Linked DNA regions of Homo sapiens: region 2 is linked to region 1. The links are chromatin loops, found by intact Hi-C in ENCODE. Cell type or tissue: PC-3. All regions are shown on one strand. Links, peaks and the distances in the headings refer to the core of each region. The heading gives the core; the rest is flanking DNA.

Region 1 (11,279 bases), core at 2,264-10,263:
TTTTACCATCATACCAACCAATTATTTGTACTATTGACAGCAAAAAAAAAAAAAAAAAAACAACTCAAAGCTCAAAATTTCCTCATGAAAAGACAATGAAAATGAATTTTTAAAAAACATACAAAGAAGCAATTTACAAAATCATATTTATAGCTCCAAAGTTAAGAATAAATGAAGAAAACATAAGCCAAGCAATATGTGTGTCTGCCATTCCACTCAGCAGAAAATGCGCTGCCCTGCATCAATTCCCCATGGTGGAAGACTGTACTTTTTTATTGATCAGGATGAACAGAATAGTTCTCTGATCGTATTAGCTACTAATATTAACAAAGATGTTAGACTCAAAGAGCAGACTTACAATTAGATGCAGAAAAGGAGCTGGACATGCTCTTTTGTTCTGCAAACCAAATAGCTTTAAATTTCTGTTGTGCCAATGACTGTTCCATCAAAGTATATTTTGGCTAAAAAAAATGCCTGCCCAAACCACACATTACTCATTGCTCATGCAATCTGACACTCAAACACAGCTTTTTTTTTAAATCCTACAATTGAAAGACTACAGAAATTGTACATCCCTTCTACCATGAAATATGTCATTCAAGTAACATGAAATAGTACAATAATACTCTCAAACTGTGAATAACTCCTCCCTAATACAATAAGTGCTTGAATGCTGATGGAGATTTAATTTGCACAGTAGAAAACATAAACCCATCCAGACACCCAAATAATTACATCATTACCTAGTCAGGTGTGGGGAGAAGTAGGTAGAAAAACAACCAATACACTTCATGACCTGTTAGCTTCTTTAAAAAAAAAAATCATAACAACAAACTTGTACATGTGCCTACAAATATTCATGCAGACTTTCTGAAACGAAAGCTTATAGCATTATGGCATTCACACAATAATTCAATCTAATTGTGTAGGCAGGCTGTAAAACGGCTGTTTCTCAGATGGTTTCCTGACAAAAAAATAATGTTAAACCTTCTTCTCTGACATCTAATGTTTCAGGTTTTTAAAAATACTATATAAAGACTGAGATTTATTTCCTAAGATGTTTCATTAATGGTTGTGGCAGGCAGCTGGCCTGAGGTTTGACACACAATAAAATCCATGTCAAGAATATTAAAGATAGTGCAAAAGATAACTATGAATTTACATTCAAACAGGCTTTTGACAAAGCCATTGCAACAGGCTCCTAATCAGGTCTTGAGACCTAGCCTGCCCTCTCTTTAAACCCGTGATCCTGAAAAGGAGCTTTAAATTGGAAATTATTACACATTAAAACCTCAACATGGGCCAGATCGAAGTGGATCGATATCTTGCCGAGCACAATAAATCAGCCTTCTGCTCTGCGGTTACTGTTTGCTGAACATATTTAAATTTTCTTGTAACAAATTAATTCCAACATTTTCTCTTGATTGAATTAGAGCAAGTGTTGGAGCTGTCACAAGTATTTCGCTGCTTCAGGGAGACAAATTGCTCGTCTGGACATGGGTAACAAGCCAAAGTGTTGAGTCCCTGATAATCTTTCCACTAATTCTCCATTACAGCAAAATGAAGCCATAAATCACCATGACAGCTGATCGATGTAAACATTGTTTCCGCCATGATTGCCGGAGCTCCCTGTGGAGTTACTGTCCGCTTACAATTCGCTGAAATTACTCCCCGTGCAGCCTCCCTGGAAACTACGGGAGCCTTGGAACCAAAGTCACTCCTGCCTGAAAAGTAACCATCTCATTTCAGACCTCAACCCACTTTCAAAATAGCAAATATTAATCAAAATGCCCTATTTAGCTACAGGCTAGGTAATCTTTTAAAGCTAAGAAGTATTCCTTAGGCAATCACTCTTTCTGCAAAAAAATGAAATTTTAAACTGCTATTTTATAAAATATATTTGTGGAAATGTAACAATGTCAGCCTCAAGTACTGTCATTTTCTCTTAACTAACTAGTGGCAAGTTGGATGAAATTACTTGACCCTTTATCGAGTTCTACTAATGTGTTCTAAAAAAGAAATTAAACCACCTTGTGGCTTGCCCTATGGCAGACTTCCATGCACATTTAATTCCAGAAAAGATGCATTAAGTAGTTCTGGTAGAACTAATTCACAGACTGAGCCTCCCGTGTTGGTAATCTGTCTGCATAATGCTCTACTACTATTCAAGGTTCTTACAAAACATTGCAGTTAGTTACAGGACAAAGCAAGAGTGGTGGTTACATTCACCTTTGAATCGGGGCAGTAATTTTTCATTCCGGTAGTATTCCAAGTTTTCATTCTTGTATAATAGGATTAGGAATTGCCAGTAAAAATGCATAGCCCTATCAATATTCTGAAAATAATTGAATAATTTTAATGATACATTTTTAATGCAACAGGTTACTTACATGATGGATGGATTTAAGTAATAACTGAGTTCTAAAAAGATATGCCAAATTTTTAAAATTCAGGTATTTCCAAGCTAAAAATAAGACAAAGCAAGAAACGTGTTGATACAACAGGATACACACACACACACATTATGTATATACATATATACACATACATTATATATACACACATACATTTTATATAGATATACACATATATATATACACAATTTTTTTAAAGAGATGGAATTTTGCTATGTTGCCCAAGCAATACTCTCACCTCTCCCTCCTGAGTAGCTGACTAGCACCAACACACCCATTTTATAGCTTATATTTTTATGTGAAAAGACACAATCTCAAATAATTGCATGCACAGGTAGATTCATACTGTCTATCTACTACCAAAACGTTTTTTCTTTTATAATTTAATAACAGTCAATTTGAAGCACACATTTATCATTAATAAATATTCAGAATATATGTTAATATAATGTTGATTACCTTATTTTCTTCTAGAAGAGAATATAAATGGTAAAACTTTAAGATCTTGGTCTATTATAATTTGTCCTCACTATAAAAAGCATACTGCTTTGTGATATTTTCTTTTAAGTATGAAAAGCTTAATAGTGAAACACAATTATAATGTAAAGATAATTAAAATGAAAATAAAGTAAACTAAAATGTAACCTATAAAAAGTCAATAAGGGCCAGGCGCGGTGGCTCATGTGTGTAATCTCAGCACTTTGGGAGGCCAAGGCGGGTGGATCACCTGAGGTCAGGAGTTCAAGACCAGCCTGGCCAAAATGGCAAAACCCCATCTCTACTAAAAATACAAATATTAGCTGGGCATGGTAGTCCATGTCTGTGGTCCCAGCTACTCAGGAGGCTGAGGCAGGAGACTCGCTTGAACCCGGGAGCCAGAGGTTTCAGTGAGCCGAGATCGTACCACTGCACTCCGGCCTGGGTGACAGAGCGAGACTCTGTCTCAAAATATAAATAAATAAATAAATAAACGTTTTTCTCCAACTTGCCAAACCCTAAAGTTTTGGAGAAATAAAATAATTATGTACAATTTCCTTGCATATCATGCCTAGCACTCTTGTCTATTAAAATTAAATAACCTTAGATCTCTGAGTATTTTTTTTCATCTACATAAAAGTGTATGCACTTACACAAACAAAATTCATTAGAAGACTCATAATTTAGTATTTGGCCCACACGTTACCAAAGATGTAGAAGCGTGATTCCATAGGGCATATAAATATCACACTGTCTCCAGAATTATAGTTTATATAATGCTAAGGGTTCTCAAAATTCCTTCAAAGAAGAGCTTTTCTCTCATAAACTGAACCTCACTGGGAAATGGAGAGGCACTTTCCTAATCCTTTTTGTTAGTTCCATGGTTTTAGGAAAAACCTAGATTCACAACACATGTCCCTGAGTTCATCACTTTACTGGATGTGTAAAGTAAGATGGGTAAGATTCATTCATCAGTGTCTACCTCAAATCATTGTCCAACCAATCACAAGTTTAGATCAATGAGTAGTAATTAGAGAGAAGTGGAAGATGATGTTATAGTGACCACAGAAAGGCAAAGAAGTCAGAAACCAGTATGTAATGACAGGCCAGATTTTTTTAATCATTATTTGAATTACTCTATAAATTACTAACTCTGTTGAGTATTCACTCAAATCACTAACTCCATTGAGTGAGACATAGGTATAAATTGTCATTATTTTTTAAAAACAACAAACGTAGATTTTATTTTTTTTGTTTAGTTATACAATAAATGTTAAATTTGAACACCATATTTAGGAGAAAATCAATTCCACTAAATTAATTTTTCATCTTCAATGCAATCTATTTTTGGATTGAAAAGAGGGATAAATCTTTGTGTGTATTTCCAAGTAAATGTGCTTTAAATGTTTTGATGCTGAATTCACTGTATTTACTCTGATATTCAACTCACAGTTCTGATTAATGGGATTTAAACAGGCAAGAAAACCCCCAAAACATCGCTGATTATTTTAACAACTAGTTAATGGCTTAAAATAACTGATGTGTGGCTGAAGTTTATGTAATTTATAATCAAAACAAAATTTCACTTCAAAATGTCTTAGAGTTGTTCAATTGTATGTTAAAATTGAAACAACTATAAAAACTTCAATAAATATATTTTCTTCCAAGAAATGACACACTGTGACTTTTTTGTTATTGTTGAGTTTGATGTTTTTGCCTCTAAGGAGGTCAGCAATATGGAAACATAAAGGCCAATTTAATTTGTGCATCTGCGGCTGCCAAGTATTTTAATTCAGACAGCTGTGACTGAAGAGTTAATATTTTACTTGTCAAAATCCAAAAGAAGGCCAGTGAATCACTCTAATTCTCATTAAGAGGCTTTCCCCCAGTAGCACCCTAATTCAAAATAATGAAAGTAGAGACTGAGTGCGATTCTAATACCAGTTGAGACCTATCTTTTAATATTTCTCCAGTGATGGATTAGGGATCGGGGAAATTCATCTCACATCATAGAGCCTAATTTAATAAGGGATCATTCCAAGAGTATTGCATTTTATAATAATGTCATTTAATGTGTCGTCTTCCATTTTTACTGTCCCATATGTATGCTTACACGATGGTGCCATAGGAATAAACTTTTAAAGAACCAGAATCATTTTTAGTTTTCATTTTCCTTAAGTAGGGGCCCATCAATGAAAGCATCCATTAGTACGTTTATTATCACAAAATAAGGAAGTGAGGGAAATATCCGATTTGGAGGAAAAGTTAATAGAACTGTAAGTAAATATTCAACTTTTTACAGATTCTTGAGCATTGGAGAACGTGAAAATGTTTAAGAGAAGGTTTAAATAAATCAAATTTTATTATCTGATATATTACAATAATACAAAAACCTGGTGACCTAGTACCTTAAAACGCACAATAAAATAGCATTCTAAAAATCTAATCTTGCTTTCTCCTATTGCTCCTCATTTTCAACTGATTTACAATGCGAGTGAAGATTTAATAACTGCTTAGTAAAGACTAATTATTCATGGTGACTAACTTTAGGGAAATAATATGAAGGGCTATTTTTCCATAAATTGCATTCACTTACTCAATGAGGAAAACAAATTGTCAGGAACAACATTATATGAAGTACTTAACTTTATTATTTTATATTAACATCTAACTGTATTTAATCAACTTTGCTATTTTTATCTTGGCATTACAGTGAATGTGAAACACTTGGCAATTACTAGGGCACTAGTTACGCAAGTTCAGGTCAGAGCATCACAACCATATAAATGTCAATACATTATTATTGGCTATAACTCCTACACCAGCAGCAGGAGTGCTGCTTAATCACAATTATGTTCTATAAAGCCTTTAGGACAGCTGGTGTTGTAGCGTAATAAGAGAGTTTCCCTTCAAATATATTCTCTAGATTGGGTCTTTACCTTTAGATAATATCTTTAATAATGTCCTTTTTCATTCTGATGGCATTAGTTTAAACACATAAACTCTATGACTGCAAATTATACTATAGAAACATTACTTTGTGGTAATTGTTAATCTGAATGTAGCCATTTTTCAAAAATAGAAATAATCTGAGTGGAAATGTAATACACTTTAAAATTCTTTTTAATGTTTTTGCCTCTGTGAATATTTTCCTATATGTTTTGTAGTTCAGTTATTCTCAATGTATTACAAATGTTTCAACTCTTTACTTGGATTTTAAAATAAATCTTGTTTTCTCATAGCCTTTGACTTTTTATTCCTGCCTTGCCTAAATATACATTCTTGCTATTTTTTCCCACCTATCTTCAGGACTTTCATCCCTGTTTTTCTTTTTTTACTGTATTACATTGTCTATTGTACCCTAAAATAATCCCCTAGGACCTGTTTCTTTTTCCTTTACCACATTTTTTCTTTAACTGTCTTTATTTCTGCCCATTCAGTTTATGTTCTGTTATCCATTTCAGGTTATCTTTTCATCTTTTACTATTTCTTTTAAAAAATCATGAGTTCTCCTGTTGATAAGAATAATATAACATATATACAGATTGATTCCTAGAATCTCTTTAAGGAAGTAATTTACAGGAAAAATACCATGATATTCAAAACCATGTCAATAAATTAAAAAAAGGAAAAAAAGCACTGAATGTTATCAAGAATAATTAGAAGTGATTATTTGAGTCATACACGGAATGGTAGGAGTAAGGGTAAAAACATAGAAATAAAACCTAAAACAAACGTATAAAACTAAGTACATATTATTAAAAATCACTAAAAGTGATTTGGGGGCAATAATCAAAGACAATTCTGCCACTTGCTTTTTGAAAATCTGATCATCCCATTTTATTTTAAAAACCAAATGTGACATAAAAATTATAATTAAAATATTCTTGTTTTACCTGTTTTATTGTGAAATTATGGTTACATAAGCATTTCATGAAACCCGCTGGTTATTATGTGAAAATATTAATAATACAACATTCCCAGTATTTACTATGGACAGATTAACATACTAAATCCACTTGGAAACTAGAAAACCTTTCTATGTGAACACAAAAAGATCTTTCCATATACCATGATTAGGACTTTAGAAAATTAATGGTTTTTTTCTTTACACCCAAAACACATGTGTTAAATAAATAAAGAAGATAATTAAAAAGACAGTTTACATCTGAATCTGCTTCAAAAGTGAGGAGGGGGGCCAGGATTTTCACATGAAATTGAACAAATTGATATTTATATACAAACGTTCACAACAAAATTCATATAGGATTAATCAAGGTGGCATGAGAAGGTAGCAACTTGTCACAATAGGAAAGACAGGACCAAAAGTGTAAAATACAGATATTTTAAACAAAGACATTCAGCACAGAACCAGACTGAATTCAAAGAACTGTGCTCTTCATTCCAACTGAAAGAACCATATATATTCTATTCAATGCTTTTGTAAAAATCCACTATATGTCATCATAGCCATTTTTGGCAGCTGTCTTATTAGCTCAATTAAATTGAAAAAAAAAGTTTTATTTTCTTTTTTTCACTTAATTTACCAGGTTTTTCTTTTGATTCAATAAAACATACTATAAATGCCAAATTTTTCTTTTCAGCACCTTTGAAGCCAAGATCTGAAAAGTTTTTCTTACGAGAAAGTAAGGTCAAGTGGCAATGACACTGAAATCTACAAAAGAAAGGTCTAGTGAACAGAGCAACTGATGGTTATTGTTCTCAGAGACTAACGTCACCAAGCAAAAAATTATTCTAGAGAATTAATAGAATGCATTTAATGCAAAATTGCCTCCAGAAAGTTAATTGAGTTTTTAAAATATGATGGTAAATTACAAATTAGCATCTCCATTAAACCAAACTACTGATAAGCAATAGTCTCTCATGACTATTAAGTTTCCCCCATACTCTATTCCATGGTGAAATAACTTTCCAATGCTAAGCCTACTTGGAAACTGTTAAATTTCAGAAGACTGTGAAATAAGTTACTGATTTACAGGATTTTAGTTTGGCTCAGCTAAAGGAGAGAATTAAACTATTTTAGCATTACAGGATTTTACTAAGTATTTGTATAGTATATTCACATTTGTTAACTCCTTCGAGCCTCACAATAACCCAGTAAGGTAGATACTATTATACCTACTCATAAACGCAGTTTTATAAATTCGCCAAAGATCACACATTTAGTAAGTGGCAGTGTGAGTACTTCATAAGTCATCTTTTGACACTACTTGGTGCACTATTCTACTTCACATGATACAAAACTGAACTAAAAATTGGAGATATATAGTTTGTTCCCCCAAAAGAAATGTTTGTCTATTACAGTGTTACCTTCAAGAATGGACCCACCAAAGAAGCTAAGAACCTTGGTTAAAGGTTAGAGGAATTGCTAACTAGAATAACCAGTTTAGAGAAGAACATAAATGACCTGATGGAGCTGAAAAACACAGCACGAGAACTTCGTGAAACATACACAAGTATCAACAGGTGAATCTATCAAGTGGAAGAAAGGATATCAGAGATTGAAGAGCAACTTAATGAAATAAAGTGTGAAGACAAGATTAGAGAAAAAAGAATGAAAAGGAACAAACAAAGCCTCCAAGAAATATGGGACTATGTGAAAAGACCAAACCTACATTTGATTGGTGTACCTGAAAGTGATGGGGAAAATGGAACCAAGTTGGAAAACACTCTTCAGGATATTATCTAGGAGAACTTCTCCAACCTAGCAAGGACAGGCCAACATTCAAATTCAGGAAATAAAGAGAACACCACAAAGATACTCCTCGAGAAGAACAACCCCAAGACACATAATCGCCAGATACACCAAGGTTGAAATGAAGGAAAAAATGTTAAGGGCAGCCACTGCAAAACAAACCAAAATGTAAAGACCATCAACACTATGAAGAAACTGCATCAACTAAGGGGCAAAATAACCAGCTAGCATCATAATGACAGGATCAAATTCACACATAACAATATTAACCTTAAATGTAAATAGGCTAAATGCCCCAATTAAAGGGCACAGACTGGCAAATTGGATAAACAGTCAAAATCCATTGGTGTGCTATATTCAGGAGACCTCTCTCATGTGCAAAGAAACACATAGGCTCAAAATAAAGGGATGGAGGAAGATTTGCCAAGCAAACGGAAAGGAAAAAAAAGCAGGGGTTGCAATCCTAGTCTCTGATAAAACAGACTTTAAACCAACAAAGATCAAAAAAGACAAAGAAGGGCATTACATAATGGTAAAGGGATCAATGCAACAAGAAGAGCTAACTATCCTAAATATATATGCACCTAATACAGGAGCACCCAGATTCATAAAGCAAGCCCTGAGTGACCGACAAAGAGACTTAGACTCCCACACAATAATAGTGGGAGACTTTAACACCCCACTGTCAATATTAGATAGATCAACGAGACAAAATTAACAAGGATATTCAGGACTTGAACTCAGCTCTGGATCAAGTGGACCTAATAGACATCTACGAACTCTCTACCCAAAATCAGAAGAATATGCATTCTTCTCAGCACCACATAGCACTTATTATAAAATCAACCACATAATTGGAAGTAAAACACTCCTCAGCAAATGCAAAAGAAAGGAAATCATAACAGTCTCTCAGACAACAGGTAATCAAATTAGAACTCAGGATTAAGAAACTCACTCAAAACCACACAACTACATGGAAACTAAATAACCTGCTCCTGAATGACTACTGAGTAAATAATGAAATTAAGGCAGAAATAACGAAGTTCTTTAAAACCAATGAGAACAAAGACACAATGTACCAGAATCTCTGGGACACAGCTAAAGCAGTGCTTACAGGGAAATTTATAGCACTAAATGCCCACAGGAGAAAGCGGGAAAGATCTAAAATTGACACGCTAACATCACAATTAAAAGAACTAGAGAAGCAAAAGCAAACAAATTCAAAAGCTAGCAGTAGGCAAGAAACAACTAAGATCAGAGCAGAACTGAAGGAGACAGACACATGAAAAACCCTTCAAAAAAATCAATGAATCCAGCAGCTGGTTTTTTGAAAACACTGACAAAATAGATAGGCAACTAGCCAGACTAATAAAGAAGAAAAGAGAGAAGAATCAAACAGACACAATAAAAATAATAAAGGGGAGATCACCACTGATCCCACGGAAATACAAACTACCATCAGAGAATACTATAAACACCTCTACACAAATAAACTAGAAAATCTAGAAGAAATGGATAAATTCCTGGACACATACACCCTCCCAAGATTAAACCAGGAAGAAGTCAAATCCCTGAATAGACCAATAACAAGTTCTGAAATTGAGGCAGTAATTAACAGCCTACCAACCAATAAAAGCCCAGGACCAGATGGATTCACAGCCGAATTCTACCAGAGGTACAAAGAGGAGCTGGTACCATTCCTTCTGAAACTATTCCAAACAATAGAAAAAGAGAGACTCCTCCCTAACTCATTTTATGAGGTCAGCATCACCCTGATACCAAAACCTGTCAGAGACACAACAAGAAAAGAAAATTTCAGGCCAATATCCCTGATGAACATAAATGCGAAAATCCTGAATAAAATACTGGCAAACTGAATCCAGCAGCACATTAAAAAGCTTATCCACCAGCCTGGCCAATATGGTGAAACCCCATGTCTACTTAAAATACAAAAAATTAGCCGGGCGTGGTGGTACACACCTGTAATCCCAGCTACTCGGGAGGCTGAGGCAGGAGAATCACTTGAACCTGGGAGAGGGAGGTTGCAGTGAGCCGAGATCGTGCCATTGCACTCCACCCTGGGGGACAAGAGCGAGACTTTTTCTCAAAAAAATAAAAATAAAAATAAATAAAAATAAAAAAGCTTATCCACCATAATCAAGTCCCCTTCATCCCTAGGATGCAAGGCTGGTTCAACATATGCAAATCAATAAACATAATCCATCACACAAAGAGAACCAATGACAAAAACCATATGATTATCTCAATAGATGCAGAAAAGCCCTTCAATAAAATTTACACCCTTCTTGCTAAAAACACTCAATAAACTAGGTATTGATGGAACATATCTCAAAATAATAAGAGCTATTAATGACAAACCCATAGCCAATATCATACTGAATGGGCAAAAGTTGGAAGCATTCCCTTTGAAAACTGGCACAAGACAAGGATGCCCTCTCTCACCAGTCCTATTCAACACAGTATTGGAAGTTCTGGCCAGGGCAATCAGGCAAGAGAAAGAAATAAAGGGTGTTCAAACAGGAAGAGAGGAAGTCAAATTATCTCTGTTTGAACATGACATGATTGTATATTTAGAAAACCCCATTGTCTCAGCCCAAAATCCCCTTAAGCTGACAAGCAACTTCAGCAAAGTCTCAGGAGACATAATCAAT
Region 2 (11,279 bases), core at 2,286-10,285, 81 kb before region 1:
GTGCTGGGATTACAGGTGTGAGCCACTACATCTAGCCTGTGTTTTGTTCTTTAAGTGTTTATGTGGTAGAGTCAAATTGTGCACTTAAAGAGTTTACATAATTTTAAGAATATTTAGTGTGAACAGAATAATTTCAAATGCTCTAGCAGCTAAGAAAAATTGATGAAGTAGAACAACACATATATATTTGCCATTGCTTCTTTGTACGTTGCATTTCCCTGAGCATTTGGTTTCTTGATTTAAGTTGCATATACTATTGCCTTCGCACCAAGTAGATTATACCAGTTTATACCAGTTCCACACCATTTTCAGTAGCTTGCAGTACCGTGAAGTTAAGTGGAATTGCTGCTTCTTGACATTGCCAGGCACCATTTCTTATGACTTGAAGAAAATATTTCCATTTCCTGCCACTCTCTGTGTTCATTTTTCCTGGTGTCCAAATCATCTTACTCTCCTTTCCTATGTCAATGCAGAGTTTTTTTTAGAAAAGTGAGAGGAATGTATATAATATTTATACCCTGTGTTCACAAACAAATCTTTTCCTTCATTAAATAAAAGGTCTTCCTCCCACAAGAAGGACTCTTTCTCTCCCTCACTTGACTCCTTTCCCCATCTCTTCCCTCTTCCTTTGGCACTGGAGCTTACCCTCCATACTCCTGCCTGGCAGGCCAGCCCATAATTTCTCTCCCCCCAGTATTCTATGCTTGTATTTCTTGCAATGTACACATGGTGTTGTTGCACAGAAAACATGATGTTTTAGATTTTTTTATTCAAAGCCTCACATGATTCTCCCTCTACTTAAAAAAATACATCTAAGCTAGACTGAAAAGTATTTTGGTGACTGATCTTCGAGACCAGTCATATTGGAAAATATATTAGTCAATTGCTGAAAGTGTAACACAATTTTCTACATGCCACTGACCCAAGGACTTCCAGAGAGAAATAAACTGGAAATGTATGTTTTTTTAAAAAGGAGAGTAAGGAAATAAACAGTTGTCACAGAAGTCTTTTCAATGACAGGGTTAGGAGGTCTTTGCAATGTTTGGCTCCATTCCAGTGCATACCCCATTTTACATTCTGCAGGGATTCAGGCAGCTGAAAGTTGTACCATCCGTTATGTGTGTGTCTGCTCATTCGGCAAGCACTTGATGACAGTAGGACAGTTTCTCAATCTCAGCACTACTGACATTTGGGGTCAGATTATTCTTCGTTGTGTAGGGTACTTAGCAGCATCCCTGGTCATCACCCAGTAAATGTCAGCAGTCACTCCCACCCTCCCAGCTGTGAGTTGTGACCATCAAAATTGTCCACACACATTGCCAAATGTTCCGTGGGGAACAAAGTCACCTCCAGTTGAGAAACTGCTGTTGGCTATCCCCAGTCTTAACCTGCAGACCCCAAAACACTGGGATCATAGCTAAACTGTGGGTGAACAGGACTCTACCATTTTAGGGCTCTACAGAAAGGTGTGAGCCCAGGTCCTAAACTTCTACTATAATCTAAAAAAGCATTTAAACACCCCAGGGGATGGGGTTATCATATCCTGCAGTAATTGCCCAATGATCATACCTTGCTTATGAGCACTTCTGAACTACCGGAATTCAGGCTCTTGGGTCTCTAAATTTCCCATGAACTCTCAAGTGACAAAGATACAGATATCCATGGTAGTAACATGAAAAATGAAATGTGTCACATTTTAGCAACTGACAGATAAATGTCCCAACCTACATTAAATATCTTTCACTAGAATATTATTCAATCTAGATGAGATTTTTTTTTGTTACAGAAATCTAATAAAGAGGCACAAATGGTTAAAAAAAAAAAAAGTAAAGGATTTGACAAAAGAAACGTGAAACTGAGCAGTGTAGCAGACAAATGAAAGCCTCTCCCTCACAGGAGAATAGATTTTGTTTTACTTACCCAAGCTTAACATCCAGGCATTTAAGAAAACCTGTCCCCAAATGGCCATTTCTTTTTTTATGACAAAAGGATCCTAAATATTTCTTGTTTGTGGGGAAGGAAAAAATAACTCTACTAATAAAAAACAGTTGTAGACATTTTGTAATTCTTTTTAGAAAAAAATAACTGAAGACGCATAGTCTAATTCACTGCAGCTGAAATTTCATTCACTAACTAACCACACTAATGAGCTGCTGCCCAGGGACTTCTAATTAGATTCACTGTATTTCTGTCACTGACATTAATTTCTTTACTTCAACTTCTAGAACAAGTTTAATATTTTCCGGATTTTTAAACAGGAAAAATTTAAAGATTTCAACAGTTTTTAACCAATTCTAATTTTCATAACTGCTACAGTTTTATGGCATAACATAGTATTGAATTGGAAAAACACAATGTTGGCATTCACATACATGTCAATACTCATTTTATCAAGATGCCTGGTAAGTCCATATTTGAAACTGTTGTTAATTATACTCTTTTGTTCTTTATATGTACTCTGGGCCAACAAGTCATATCCTCCAAATAAACTTACATTTAAAAAATTTGCAAAAGATTGGCTTCCAATTAGTCTTTACTTGCTAATTCCATGATTTAAAGCAAAATATTGTTTTGCTACTATTTTATTATAACTGCATTACACTGAACTTCCTGCATTATTCTCAGCATGAAAATGGAAGGCATACTTTTCAAAATAATCTTATGTGCATCTTCTATTACATGATTGAATAAATAAACACAATACAAGCATCACCCATTTTACAAATGCCAGACTTGCAAAGAACCATACATATAAATGGCCGCACCTGCTCTACCCACACCCAGGCCATGTGCTTTCCCTACCATGGAAGCCCATGGAAAAGCTCAGAACTTTTAGAAAGAATGTGGAATCCTAAATATCTGGGAGTTTTGCAGAGAGGTGACCCAGCAGAGAGCCTACAGAATGTCAGCTTCTTACTCAAAAGTATCTTCCACTATACATTGCCAGAAGTTTTGTATATCTCTTTATCACAGTCCAATATTCTTCAAATTACAAATCTCTTTTAATTAACAAGCTTCTTTAAAATGCAAATCTCTCCCAGAGAGGTAATTATTTTCTTTAATTAAGTCAGATGGCATTGCTCTTAATACCTAACTAATGTCGTCCGGAATGAAAGATTACCAAGTAGTAGAAGCAGCTGAACAGCCATAGTAGTCATGATAGTTGTGGTAGTAGTAGAAGCAAATATTTACTACATACCAGGTGCTGTGATAGGAACTCTATGTCAATTGCCTCCTTTAACCCTCTCAAACACTATGGAAAAGAAGTTCAGGGAGACAAAGTAGTGGCTCTCAAAGTGTGCTCTCTGGACCAGCAGCATCAGTATAACCTAGTAATACAAATGCAAGTTCTCAGGCCCCACCACAGATCTACTGGAATGGAAATTCTGAGCGCAGAGCTGAGAAACCTGTTTTAACAAGCTCTTCAGATGATTCTGATGCTTGCTAAAGTTGAGAACCACTGGGCTACAGATTTGCAGAAAAAGACCACATGCAGCATACATACATACACACGCTAAGTTAGGAAAAGTTCCCAACCTACTTATAAAAGAATAATGAATGTGAGCATTAGATTCTCCCACAGAGCAGATGTGGCAGAGGTGGATTGCACATGCTGGAGTCATTTGCAAGGCCCCAGAACCCCCAATAGCAGCTACTAATGCCTGTGTAAGTCATATCCAAAGAGTTAACTTTATGCTGCACCACAGTCCATTCTTTCAAAGAAACTCAATCTCTTCATTAAACATTCTCATTTAAGGGAAATGGGGGCTTATATTTGACTTTTCCTAGTTCTTGGAATAAACTGAAGACCACATTCTCAGACCCAAGAGGAAAAGCTAAGTTAGCTCTCAAGCTTCTCAAGTGGTTTCTCTGCATTCAGCTAGCTGGAGTCCCAAAAGCCTATTACCCGACAGGTAATGCTAACAGTATCCTTATTTCACAAGTTCATACACTGAAGCTCAGAGAAGTTAACTAAGTACCCAACAGCACAGGTAAGAAATCGCAAAGCCTAAACTAGAGAAACTCAAGACCAACTCCAAAATCCTATCAGCAACCCACTTATGATAAAGGAGAAAAGATAACTGGGTAATTTGTGAGCATTGTGTATTTCATAGGGAGAGCAGTTTGTTGTCATGGCAGCTGTTTTTTGGTGAGTTACCACCAAACAACCAAAAAACAAAGCTTTGGACACAGCCCATTCCTAGAGTAAGGTCTGCATATTTCATTGTTTGTCTATTTCATTCTACATTTATGTATTATTTATATTGGCATTTCTCATAATCCCGCACTATTTTTTTTTTCTATATTGACCTTCCAGAAAGACTCTCCACACAGCTCTGGGCTCCAGGTGACTGACCTCCCTGCTTTAGCTGGGCTCCCTGGCCCTCTAGTTTCTGATTGGGCTCAGCAAATGGAAAGCAGCTCCAGATCACAGAATGGGACAGGTCTGAGTGTTTATTCCCTCTATCCCTCTCTGCTATGTCAGTTTGGTAATAGCTGTGTTACCTACAGCCACAGCTCCTGGAAGACAACCCCTCTCCCAAGGGTATTGTGCTCATGGAAGCCTGGTAATAGCTTCCTTCCCTTTTACCTTCTAGCTGTTAACAGCTTTCCCTTGTCCCAGTCCCTGGGCACTTCACCATATCCTGGTGACCCCCTACATTCTGCCTACACCTTTGTAAACATTCTCATCATTGAACTGTCCTTAGAGTGGGTCATCTGCTTCCTGCTGAGATCTGGAGTGTTGCAGATCACAACTATGGACTTACAGGCACAATGCTTTTTCTATCAGATCACTATTAGCTTTATTTTTTTAATGAATCTTTCAATGTGCCAGTTTGCATCATATTGCCAGTTTCAAAAGTCATGTTACTCCATAAAGACTCTGTATTTCACAAAAAAAGCATGACTTTGTATAGTAAGTGCTCAAAATTGTATAGTAAGTGCTCAAAATGGCAAATGATATTATCACTATCATTGTTGTTATTGGTAAATTAGGAGAACTAAAAGCAATGGACATAATTTAGAGAAGGGCGGATTTGGAATTAACATAGATAAACTTTTTAACAACTATAGATTAATAAAATAGTCTTATAAATAAAATTTATAAAGCACTTTTTTGTTGGTGGTCTCATATTATTTTCACAACAATCATATGAGGTAAGTATGTCATTAGTCTCTTGTGGAGGTGTGGAAATGAAGACTTAGAGGGCGTGTAAGGGTTTACCCAAAAGCAGAGCTATTGAATGTTGGAGCTAGCAATGAAATCTTACTCTAGGGCCAGGTTCTGCCCTCACCACCCATCTGTAAGTCACAACAGGCAGCTAATAAAGGTGTGGGGAGAGAAATAGGTTGTCCAGTCCACCATGCTTGAATGGCACTCCCTTTTTTGCCTACCCTGACCTGCCCACATGAGTCACAGTTATCTGTGACTCTGGTTTGTTGTATCGTAAGATCTTGCTCTGACAAGAAAAGATAAAATAAAATGGAGGTAAGTTAGTGCTACATTACATAATCAAGCATGTGATGACTCGGGCTGGGAAGGAGTGAAGCACTGAAGGGGAAGTATATGTTGGAGTCATGATGATATAAATGCTTCTTAAATATTTGACCACTACTGAAAGCCACCTGGGAGAGAGTGAGTAATCCATAACAAACAACCGAGCACAGTGGATAGTGAGGGAGTGCATAAAACAACAGTAAGCTATGGCCTCTTTTCATCTTGAATCTTTCTAAACAACAGTGGAAAAGAGCTTCATGGGTAATGATGCAAAATTGATTGAGTGGGTTTTTCTTTATATTGGTTGATTCTCTGTGTCTACATTTCCAAACTGTAACAAGAGTCTCAGAAATTGTGGTACGTACTATGAAATTTGTGTTTGACAAATAATGATTGGAAAGGGTAATAGCCTTAGTAAACACATGGTATTAGGAGGAAAAAAACTTGGTGCTCAGCCTAACATTTGATTTTGTTAATATCAATAATGTATTAACAAGTGAATAACCTGGATTTTATCCAAACCACTCTACTATAAGTGCTTTGCTAAAACTCACCAATGGTATTTGCTTCTATAAATAACAGCCATAATTGGAATAGTTTTCTAGATACATCAGTTTATATCTTATGACAAATATTCTTTTAAAGATCTTTATCATTGCAAGCCTTTTAGAGGAACCTTTAAATTAGACGGTGAAAGTGGTGTCTGACCACCCCTGCTGTGGTACAAAAGAAAGCTCTATAGAGCTCAGAGTTCAGACCTGATCTGAGTCTCAAAGAACATATAGGTTTGGAGCTAATCAAATAAAGGGGAAGAAGACCCTCAAGATTAGGTGTGGTGAAATGCTGGTGATGGAAACTGAGGAAGACTGGAATCTATAAGAGGCTGCTGAACCTCTTAATCTACCTATAACTGCCATACTCCATCCAATCATGAGAAGGCTGGATAAAGATTTAAATTGAGGCAATGTGGAGTACCAGAAAGAGCACAGCATCCAAAGTAAAAAACACCTAGTTTCAAGTTCTGGCACCTCCAACTAGTAGTTAAATGCCGTTGCGAGTTTCTTAATCTTTGTAGGTCTGTTTCCTCATCTGCAAATAGCAGTAAAAATATCTTCCTCATGAGACTCTTGATGATTAAATGAGGGAATGCGTGTGAAGAGCCCAATATAGTGTGGGACAAGAAGTATGTCTTTAGCATATTGTGGGTGTGGTTATTGCTGTTATGTTCTAAGTACGGATTGTCCCCAGATTTGGCCAGTGACAAAATGCAAGTTTCCTGGGAGACTTGTTTCTTCTGTGGATTGTCCATCTGATGCACTGTTTTCTGCACTATTGAACATTATATGGATTTGGAAAGTCAAATGAATACAGTCTTTGCCTTTGTAGGTCTTCTAGTTGAAATGACACCAACACACATATTTGCTGATAGATGCTCACAAACATAGCCAACAACTCCAGTTAGATGGAGATGAAAGCCACCTGGGAGAGTCTCCACCTAGTAGTTAAATGCCCTGGAGTAAGTTTCCTAGCCTTATAGGTCTGTTTTCTCATCTGCAAAGTGGCAGTACAAACGTTTTCCTCGTGAGACTCCTGAGGATTAAGATGAGGGAATATGTGTGGCAACCAATAAATGCCAGATTCTTAGAATTCTTCCTGTCCATGTCCCAGTTGATGTTTTCTACAATATTGAACTTTATATTGAGTTAAAAGGATGTGATCAATTCGAGTCAGTCATCCTTGGGCTCAAATCGTAGCTCAAAACTTTATATGTATGTCTTTGGGAAAATCAGATGACTGCTCTGAGTTTGTTTCTTCTGGAAAATGGGAATAGAAAGTACATTTGTAGTGCTGTAATAAAAATTTGGAAAATTGTATATAGGGTGAATAGCATATACTAAGGACTTAATAAATAATAGTGATTACCATTGTTATTTGCCCTGCAGAGCTCTTGGCTACAATAATCAATAATCATTCTTTTCTCTTGTTCATCTCAACTTCAAGATACTCCCTGAGTGATTTTCTCAGTATTAAAAGAAACTTTCCCAATGAATAGAATGCCCCTTTTCACCCCCCTGGAATAAAAACTAAGATTCACATAATGTTTTAACCTTCACAAAGCGTACTCGAATATATTACTGCATGTAACCCTCACAACAACCCTGTGAGGCAGAAGTAGTGCCATTTTACAGGTGTGGGTGTCCATTTGGAACAAGGCTAAGTAGATTGTCCGTGATAACTCAGTCAGAAAGTGGCAGGAAGCTGAAACACCAGCCCAGTGCTTCTGTCAACAAAGCTCACATCCTTTCAGCTCTCCAGAGTCTCTCTCCTCTGTATTTTGCTGCCTTCACCAATCAGAGGAAGTGAAAATATTCTTTGGCATATGCGCGATCACTAGAAATGAATTCACCATGGGAAGAAGAAAAGGTTAGAATTTCTCACCTTGTAAGTCCATTGACCAGTGAGGAGCCCGGCTTTCTCTCTAGATAGATAGATAGATAGATAGATAGATAGATAGATAGATAGATAGATGGATGGATGGATGGATGGATGGATGGATGGATGGATAGATAGATAGATAGATAGATAGATAGATAGATAGATAGATAGATAGACACGTGTGTGTATATATATAGATATGTGTGTACATATGTATACATGTGTATACATTACACACATGTATACATATGTGCGTATATATGTGTATATAATGTATATATGTGCAATAGTGCATGTCGTGCATATATGTGTATATATGTATATAAAAATGTGTATTTTTATATATATATACACACATACACAGCATTTTGTTTATTCATTCATGTATAATTGACACTTGGGTTGTTCCCACCTTTGGCTATTATGAATAATACTGCAACATACGTTGGAATGCAGGTATATGTTTGAGCCCCTGTTTTCAATTCTTTGGAGTGAAAATATATACATGGGGTGGAATTTTATGTTCAAATATTGAGAAACTTCCAAACTGTTTTCTAAAACAGCTATACCCTTTTATATTCTCCCCACATTACAAAAGGTTTCCAGTTTCTTTACATCCTCATCAACACTTATTTTTCATTTTTAAAATTAAAACCCATCTAGAAGGTGTGACGTAGTATCTCACTGTGATTTTGCTTTCTCTTTTTCTAAAGACTAATAAATGATCATTTATTGTATTTATTGCCCATATGTACATGTTCTTTGGAGAAATCTCTATTCAATCCTTTGACCATTTTTAATTGAATTTTTGTCTCATTGTTGAATTGTAGTTCTTTACATATTTTGTAGATATTAAATCCTTATTGGATATATAACTTACAAATATTTTTCTTCCATCCTGTGAGTTTTGTATTCATTCTCTTGATACTGTCCTTTGATGTAGACAAATGTTTTTAATTTTGATGAAGTGTGATCTGCTCATTTTATTTCATTGCATATGCTTTTGGTGTGATATTTATGAACTGAGTGCCAAATACAAGGTCATGAAAATTTTTCACTGTTTTTTTTCTAAGAGTTTTACTGCTTTAGCTCTTATAGCTAGGTTAATTTTTATATATGGCATGAGACTGGGGAGAATACCAGCTTTCGACCACCATTTCTACATCAAATAAGAATACTCAAGTAAAGACAACAGTTTCCTAAAATGTAGGCATTTATGGGTTTCTTAGTATCTACTCTTAAGTCATCCATCTAGCTGGAGTTGTTGGCTACATTTGTGAGCATCTATCAGCAAATATATGTGTTGGTGTCACTTGAACTAGAAGACCTACAAAGGCAAAGACTGTATCCACTTGATGTAACAAATCCATACAATGTTCAATAGTGAGGAAAGCAGTGCATCAGATGGACAATCCACAGAAGAAACAAGTCTCCCAGGAAACTTGCATTTTGTCACTGACCAAATCTGGGGACAATCCGTACTTAGAACATAACAGCAATAACCACACCCACAATATACTAAGGACATACTTCTTGTCCCACACTATATTGGGCTCTTCACACACATTCCCTCATTTAATCATCAAGAGTCTCATGAGGAAGATGTTTTTACTGCTATTTGCAGATGTGGAAAAAACCTGCAAAGGTTAAGAAACTTGCAAGGGCATTTAACTACTAAGCAGAGGTGCCAGAACTTGAAGCCAGGTGTTTCTAATTCTGGACGCTGTGCTCTTTTTACTATCCCACATTGCCTCCATTTAACCCTTTACCTGTCTTTTTATGTTTGCATAGATGAGTGAAAGTTATAGGTGTATTAAGAGGTCCAGCAGATTCGTCCAGAATTCAGACTGCCCTAGCCCCATCAGTATTTCTCCTTCTGCAATTACCAGCATTTCTAACCTGGAAAGGTTTCTCCCTCTCCATTCCACCTATCCAACTCCTACATATCCTTCAAGAACTAGTACAGATCTTGCCTCCCCAGAATGCCTACTTTACTCACTTTCAGCCAAATTAATATCCTTTATCCTTGACCTACTAAACCACTCTTAGCTGGATTCATGTATTTTAACACTTAACCACATCCTGTGATATAGTCCTTTTATTTATTTATTTATTTATTTATTTATTTTCAAATACTTTGCAGATATTATTGCTAATTCTAACAATGACCCTTTGGCACCTCTCCCACTTTGTAGACAAAAAACCAATTCAAAATAGTTCTGTGACTTTCTGAAAGCCACAAAATGAATAACAAAGCTGGGATTTGAACCCAACTCAATATGGTCTCCTTCCACTACATCACACTGTCTTTCTAGGGCCAATGTATAGATGGCCTTGAATGCCAAACAGCTTTCTATCTCTGGAAACATAACTTTTGTGAGACTCTCATATTATTTTTTAAAGAGTTAGGTAAGCTAGCTCAGCTGTTTTAAAATTAGGCTGGCATAAATCTTACCTGTGGACTTCATTAAAAACAAAGATTTCCAAATGCAGTATGCCTACAACCTTTTTCACCTATTACATGATGAAGTAACATGGTATAGTTGGATTCTGGCCTTGATTGGCCACTAACTAGCATTGTGACTTTGAGTAAGTCACTTGACCTCTCTGAGCCTCATTTTTCTCATCTTCAAATAGATATTCTCCAAAGTTATCTCTAGTTTTAAAAATATTGTTTCCATGGCTATAAGTCTTGACTCCTTGAGAAGAATGCAAGTTTTTCAAAAGCTTATATTTTGTTTTTCTCTGTAACATCAGACCAAGAGAAAGCACTGAATAAATACTTGTCAGTAGTTTGACTGATGGACTAAGATATGGGTTGAAAATGATAAGCAAAAAAAAATAACATGAAGAATGGGATGTGAAAGAGACCTAATGTAACTATTAAAGTTCTAGGTGAGTAATCAGCAACATAGACTAAAAGTGGGTTCATCTGCAATAAAAAATAAACTGGAAATAATTCGTTCATTTTAAATAAAGCCCTAAAAATCAACCATTTTCAATGGATAAGGCAAAAATGTGCCACTGCCATAGACTTTACAGCAAACAGATAAGCATATATTTGGGTCATAACTCATACAGATGAGAACCCACCTTTGTTGTTTGTAAAGGAAGAAAACAAAATTGTTCAAAATATGCCAGTGGTTTGCCACATTTTAACAAATACTGAAGCAATACACTGACATATAAAGTGTCCTTTTCTAGCTAGCTTCTATGTCAATGTGTTCAGAGTAAAAGGCAATTAAAATTGTGTGAAAAAGAGTGACAATGTATAGGGGATCATCAAAATAATAAGAACCATATATGACAAATCCACAGCCAACATCATCCTGAATGGGCAAAA

The links. A loop is a pair of places that touch in the nucleus more often than their neighbours do. Peaks named below come from ENCODE experiments on the same cell type or tissue, not always from the same donor. Only the 100,000 strongest peaks of a DNase experiment are listed, where the experiment ranks them.
Region 2: it touches region 1 in a loop (6-fold over the local background); 1 of 110 quality-filtered maps calls a loop at or near these places.

Annotation. Positions count from the first base shown.
Region 1 is chr3:158,057,388-158,068,666 of GRCh38, forward strand. No RefSeq gene overlaps it. Among named protein-coding and RNA genes, the nearest start is that of SHOX2, 43 kb to the right of the region's middle. RefSeq lists enhancers at 566-2,824, 4,246-6,044. In PC-3, for the core only: no CTCF peak of the experiment used is centred there; no DNase peak of the experiment used is centred there.
Region 2 is chr3:157,976,477-157,987,755 of GRCh38, forward strand. No RefSeq gene overlaps it. Among named protein-coding and RNA genes, the nearest start is that of SHOX2, 120 kb to the right of the region's middle. In PC-3, for the core only: no CTCF peak of the experiment used is centred there; DNase peaks (open chromatin) are centred at 5,575 and 6,635; H3K4me3 peaks cover 1,081 bases; H3K27ac peaks cover 3,356 bases.